2 separate regions of the Homo sapiens genome follow, and region 1 is linked to region 2. Evidence: chromatin contacts called from ENCODE Hi-C data. All regions are on one chromosome and are shown on one strand. The core of a region is the stretch at or near the end of the contact, and the rest is flanking DNA. Distances in the headings are between cores, read along the strand shown. Region 1 overlaps NIPAL1 (NIPA like domain containing 1). Region 2 overlaps ATP8A1 (ATPase phospholipid transporting 8A1).

Region 1 (3,342 bases), core at 443-2,942, 5.4 Mb before region 2:
CACCCAGGCTGGAATGCAGTGGCACAATCATAACTTACTGCAGCCTTGAACTCCTAAGCTCAAATGATCCTCCTGACTCAGCCTCTTGATGTTTTTTACATTTTTTAGAGACATGGGGTCTAGTTTATTGCCCAGGCTGGTCTCAAACTCCTGGGGACTAGAAATCCTCCCACCTGAGCCCCCCAAAGTGTTGGAATTACAGGTGTGAGCCATTGCCCAGACAGAAGATACTTTTACTACAAACTTGTGTTCATAGCTTATATATCTGATATACAAGTAAAGTGAAACAGCAATCAACAGAGTAAACACATTTTTGACCTGAGGTATCAACCCATGGACCTTCCATGGATTATCGATTTTCAAAAACGTAGAATGCATTAGAATTGCACTCAACACTAAACTATGCTGAAAAGACTATAATGTATAATGGAACATTAGGGCCTTGCAGCCATCTCAGGTAGGTTGTCATTGTGAACATCAGTCATTGTTTAATAGAACTGTGGAAATGCTGAAGTTAGTTTAATCGAATTCTGAATAATAAAGTTTACCATTATTACCTCAGGTAGTCTTGAAGTAGCTTAGAAACAAAAACCAAACCTAATAACATTTAAGGTTAGAGCAGAAAAACATTCAGTCTACCTGAATTTTTTTTTTTTTAATGACAACTTTTTGGTTAGGATTTTTGTTTTGAGAAAAATAAGATTGTTATAAAAATAAGATAGCCAATTTATTTTCCATAAAATCAATAAGTGACAGTAAATCTGTCCATCACATTAAAGACCACCAAAAATGTTATTCCTGCCATGCATTTGAAATGAGAGGGGAAAATTTTATAAACATTTTAATGTGCGAAAAAGGTATTTTCCTGCAGTAGCCCCTGAGATCTTAGTATTTTGTTTGCCAGGAAGTTAACTTTCTATCCTATTAGAATATATCTATTTTTAAAGGTTAGTAACTAATTATAATTTCCTTAATAAGGGTGAAAGTGCAAAATTTCAAGAGAGCCATTATGATAATTTGTTCAGATTTTTCACAAAGATTTTTCTAGTTGCTTCCAAACAGTCTGTGGAAAACTCACTCTTTAGGGATAAAACATTTGAGAGCAATCGAAATGTAGGATATAATCCTGAAATAATGTAGCAATCTTTTACAAAAATCTCTATATCAACAAGAAAAATAACCTTTAGGATAATAGTAAAAGAAAAGGAAAAAAAATGAACATAAGTGACTCCAAAGCTGAATTCACCTGGACTTCTTCAGAAACTCCATTTTGTCCTATGTCTTCCAGACCTGAGTTAATTAATGGAACCTGTGAAAACAATCACGTGTCTGTGTTTTTGTGAGAAGAAAACTTTTTCCTTTATCTGAAGTATTTTTCTCTTCCTCCGTTCTCCCTCTTTAACTGGTAGTAAATTCCTATGATAATGTCAATAAGTTACAATTCATAAACTCTTCATGGGTGGGTATGTCTTGTGTATTCTAGCCCACTAACAAATAAAGCAGGCTTTTTTTTAAATTTCTTTTTTCTTAAAATAACTAATTAGCTATCTAGTTTAAGAAGGAGGTGCAGAAGGAAGAACAAAGCACCCGTGGTTTCACTTCTGTTTTAAAAAAAGTTTTTTAAAGCAAAAGCCCCTGGCCCTTTCTCTTCTTCTTTTTTGAGACAGGGCCTTGCTTTGTCACCCAGGCTGGAGCACAATGGCGCAATCTGGGCTCACGGCAGCCCCAACCTCGCAGACTCAAGCAATCCTCCCACCTCAGGCTCCCGGGTGGCTGGAACTACAGGCATGTGCCACCACGCCTGGCTAATTTTTGTATTTTTTGTAGAGACAGGGTCTCGCCTTGTGGCCCAAGGTGGTCTCGAACTCCTGAGCTCAAGTGATCTGTCCGCCTTGGCCTCCCAAACTGCTAGGATTACAGGTGTGAACCACCATGCCTGGCCTCTCTTCTCAGTTTTAATATGAGAAATTACATGATTATACCTTTCTGAAATCTTGTTGAGTTTGAAATTATGACTCAACGGAGAATATGACTGATACTGTGTCTATCAGAACACTGCTAACTGTATATTGGTGAATGACTGTAAGTCTAAAAATAGCTACCAAAGAAATGAAGAGCCACCTGGCAGAGACAAAGATACTGTGACCAGAAGAAGGAGATTATTCTGAGACACACATAGCTCTTTGACTTCTTTGATCCTTAGAGAGTATTTCAAAGTTTGTAGAGATTCTGGAGGATAATCAATTTGATTTTCAAATTCAATGGCCAAAAAAATGGCATTTTTACTTGGCCTCACATCTAAATTAGTTAGAACTGCAAAAATGCTAACTTTCCTAGCAGTTCTTCCAAGAAGCAAGCATTCATTTTCCTCTTCGTGTGTCTCATATTGGTTAAAACTCAGTGTTTCTAGAGACTTCAGTCATCAGTTCTACTAAACAAGGTAACGTCATCATTGTATCCTGGGGCTGAACACTCCAAGTTCTCTAGTAAAACATAATTGTTTTCATTGACATTCAGAGAGACGGCTTCTTTCTTAGCAGTGGATGTAAGCTCACTCCAAGTAATGTCAGTATTTTTAAAAGCATGTAGAAGGAAGATGCCAATGATAATAGTGAAGAATCCACTCAGGGTCCCAATGATATCTCCAGCTGTCATGCCATACCACTCTTGGAATAAGATGGCAGAGCAAGTCACTACCATGGATGTGAAGAATACATAATAAATGGGTGTCACAAGAGAGGTATTAAAGGTGTCCAGTGCCTTGTTGAGATAGTTAATCTGTGTAGTTACTGAAAGCACAAGTACAGCCAGCAAAACAAAGACCAGCGGATGTTTGTAAACTGGCTTCCATTCTATCAGCTCCTTAATGGCAATTCCCAGGCCTTTCACAGAAGAAACTGAAAACGCTCCAATCAAGGAACAGATTGAAATATAAACCAATATATTGGTCTGTCCTTTCTTGGGAGCCACAATCAAAATCAGCACCAAGGAGATCACAGTTATGATCACAGCAAAGGAAATAAACCCTGTTAGAAGGAGAAAAGAATTTGACTTTAGAAAATGCTCACAGGATTATACCTTTCTGAAATCTTGTTAGTCATGAGTTTAAGAGCATAGGTATTTTAGAAATAGAAGTGAGATCAAATTAAAAACAACATTCTATTGCATAGTTCTCAATATTTTACAAAGGATTTTCACAAACATATCATTTAAATCTCACCAATACCACTATGAGCTAGGGCGAATATTATCAGATTAACTTTTTATTTTCAGAGGAAGAGAGTGGCAAAGATTTGATTTTGAATATATGTCTTTTGCCTCTACCATCCCCACCTCTCCCTT
Region 2 (3,225 bases), core at 705-3,204:
CCAGGCAGTCTGCACCCAGAGCCCTTACCAAGTTAGGCATTTACTGTAAGGGATCCTCTTGTATCACAGCAGAGGTTCATTGTTCTTTTTTTTTTTTTTTTTTCTGGTGAGGGGGAAGTCTCTGTACGTCTGCTCCTTCACTTCCTAACTTTGGCATGCATGTGGCTTCAGAGTGCCATGATGCTCCCTCCAGCCCACCTGTCCGTGATGTTCCTTACTTGGTGCTGAGTTGACTGACCACAAATCCACATTCTCTAAAAGGGATCTGACTGGCCTGGCTGGTCAGGTGCTCCATGTTGACCCTGACACCTAGGGCTCAGGTACTAGGCCAGGCCAGGAGATGGAAGGAGAGACCGAGTCCAAGGGTGACCCAGGGGAGGCTCTTTCAGAAGGGCTCACAGGCAGGGATGGCCAAAGAATAGCTTTAGTATGTGAGACCCCTCCATGTATGTTTGTCAGCTACATAGTTGTGAATCCACATTGTTTCATAATCATGGAATCGTGTGTCTTCATTTATAACAATAGGGCCTACACAAAAGCCTTCTTGAAATCCAGATGCTGAGGGTTCTATTTTTGAAAAGAAAGAAAAGGGATTTAGTCAGTGGAGGCTTACTGATCCCCACCAGTCACCACCTCCCTTTTAAGCAGTCTGTTAATCAGCTGCACTTAATGTTTGACTAGCATTGGCCTCAAACTCATTGGCCAATAGCATTATTATTCAGACTTATCTAATGTAAAGGACCTTTTTTAGAGGAAACATTTCTTTTTGGTCTTTGAGAATATATTCTTTGTATGAGAAACACTGCTTTCAAAATAATTAAGCTCAGTTCCATGTTTAACTGAATTCTCAGAAATGTTCTTTTAACTTCTGAATTTTCAGATCTTTCCCAAAAATCCTTTAGAAGCAGTGGATCTCATTTTGTAAATCTGTGAACTTTGAAAGCACATCTGTAGACTCCCATTTTAAAAAACAGTGGTTTATGATCTTTATGATCCATCTTCTTTTTAGAACACTGGGAGAGTGCAGGTGGCCCTCCTTATCCCTGAGTTTCACGTCCATGGATTCAGCCAATCATGGATCAAAAGTATTCAGAAAAAATTCCATAGAGTTTCAAAAAGCAAAACTTCAATTTGCCACACACCAAGTACTATGTTGAATCCATGCAAATGACGTGTAGGCATTGTGTTAGGTATTATAAGTAATCGAGAGATGATTTAAAATATACAAGAGGATGTGTGTAGGTTATTTGAAATACTACATCACTTTATATAAGGTAATTGAGCATCTGCAGATTTGGTAAGGGGTCTTGGAACCAATCCCCCATGCATACTGAACGATGACTAAATTGTCTTCATCTTTTAGTTCCTCTCTCATTCACCATAGTTCTTCTCTGATTAGTAACAGTTCACTTAACTATTTTGCAGGTTCTCACAGTTCTGTAGGTTAGAAAATAATTATATATACCTACACATACATATATGTATTTACTATAGGCTAGGAATTCATTTAGAGCAGTTAGGTGCTGATTTTTCTTTTTTTCCCTCTTAAAATAATCCCCTACCTTGTCTTTTGGTTTAGTTCTTCGAACTAATGTTCATTCTAACCTTTCCAGTCTTAAGATGATTATCCTTGATAGACGATTGAAGCAAAGTAGATGTTGGAGCTGAGAAGTTCTGCCTTTTATTATCTGTTAACAACATTGTATCATCTATTCTAGGCAGCAGGCTCATCTCATCAATTCTTTGTGTCCCAGATGAAAGGGGGAAAAATCGAGTGGTCTCTAACGTTTTTTACAACACCTTTCCTCCAGTCTCAGATGTCTGTGCATCTGTTAATATTCACTGTTGAACATGTGAACCTATCTATTTTCAACCTTTCCTGTGATCTTTTTTTAATCTTGTGCTTGTTCAAGTACTTCCTGTGAAGCAGCAGTGGTCTCTAAATACAACTCCTTCAACCCTCCCTGACCACCTCCCCGCCTTGTCAGGGCCTTCCACAATTACTCAGCATGTGGGTTTGGACAGCTGTTGGGGCTTCTGCACTTTGTGGGTCTTGATAATAAATTGAAATGTGCCCTCCTGAAATCCAGAATACATATCTGACATGGCCTGGTATTCCCCTTTGACAGTCAAAAACTCTTTGATACAGTTATTTTTTGAAGAGTATCATTACTACTTTACCACTTTTGCTTGGATTAGAATCCAGTCCGTAGTGTCAGTCTGCCTTGTTTCCTGTGCATTTTTAGAGGTGAACTTAATGCCACTGCAAGTCAGTGGTGCTTTAAGCTAATTGAGACTTCTAGGAGATGCTTGGTAGATGTCTGGTGGTTGCAACCCCTCGTTTCTGGTGCAGTCTGCTTCTGTGTCAATTTTTAAACATCTATGTTGGCAAATATACTATTTAATTCTTCTGTCAGATAAAGTTATCTGTGGGTTATTCCCAAGGAGATGTCATTAAATTCCTTCTGTCTTTCATTGTTCTGGTTCCTTTTCCAGTTAAGCATGAAATGGCGTTAGTAAATGTTTTATTATTTCCAAGCAATTCAGCATGCCGAAGATGACTATTATTTTAGGTTAATATCCAAGGCTGGCTGCCAACAAGATTGACTGTTTACTATGTGTGACGCCCAACTCTAGGCATACTATAGATTTCCTTGTAATACTGCTTAAGGATATCCTTTCTTCTGAATGTCAGGAGTACTCTTTAGAATCCACCACTTAGAATTTGTAGTGCTACTTCAGGGGCTTGTCGCAATTTAGCGTGAGTTCAAGAAATGTTAAGCCATTACTTTTTTTCCTTTTTTAGACAATAACTGCTGTGGTGTGTTTTACACTTGTTTATTTTTAAATCAATTCCCTCAAAGGCACTTAAAGAAACATGTCATTTACCATGTCTCCTAATGACAGGTCCTGATGACAAAATATATTAGTGGTTATTAGGATAGAGACAAGACTATAAATTTCTGGGAATTTTTGGATGCCTTATATTGAAATAGAAAATTTAGCAAACATTTAGTGCACAGAAGGGACTTTCCTGAAGGGTCATTCATGTTACTTCCCCATATTAGAGTAGCATACTTAATAGATACTTACCCATACCCTTGTGCCTGTCCCATCCTCTGTACATAAGCATGCATAGCATTTATTATTATTGAACTAAGCATATAGCTCAAAAGATTAGTGTCAGATGTATGATGGTCTTTTACATAGACAATATATTCAAAA

Evidence for each region. Hi-C counts contacts between places; a loop is a spot of excess contacts on that map. Pooled maps may share reads with other maps.
Region 1: a pooled map shows a loop between it and region 2 (4-fold over the local background). The contact joins two enhancer-like sites. A Hi-C loop is called at or near these places in 4 of 37 single-sample maps with no recorded cell type and 3 of 50 pooled maps.

The regions. Positions count from the first base shown.
Region 1 is chr4:48,035,246-48,038,587 of GRCh38, reverse strand. NIPAL1 (NIPA like domain containing 1) reads right to left here. Exons shown (of 6, transcript NM_207330.3): 6 at 1-3,026. The coding sequence ends at 2,416. Among named protein-coding and RNA genes, the nearest start is that of NIPAL1, 20 kb to the right of the region's middle. RefSeq lists enhancers at 1,576-1,635, 1,656-1,915. Within about 2 kb of position 1,692, at least 5 of the 41 ENCODE cell types and tissues checked have a DNase peak (open chromatin) inside an H3K27ac peak, as active enhancers do.
Region 2 is chr4:42,637,889-42,641,113 of GRCh38, reverse strand. All of the region lies in intron 1 of ATP8A1 (ATPase phospholipid transporting 8A1), which reads left to right. Among named protein-coding and RNA genes, the nearest start is that of ATP8A1, 18 kb to the left of the region's middle. RefSeq lists enhancers at 1,804-1,923, 2,154-2,203. Within about 2 kb of position 1,954, at least 4 of the 41 ENCODE cell types and tissues checked have a DNase peak (open chromatin) inside an H3K27ac peak, as active enhancers do.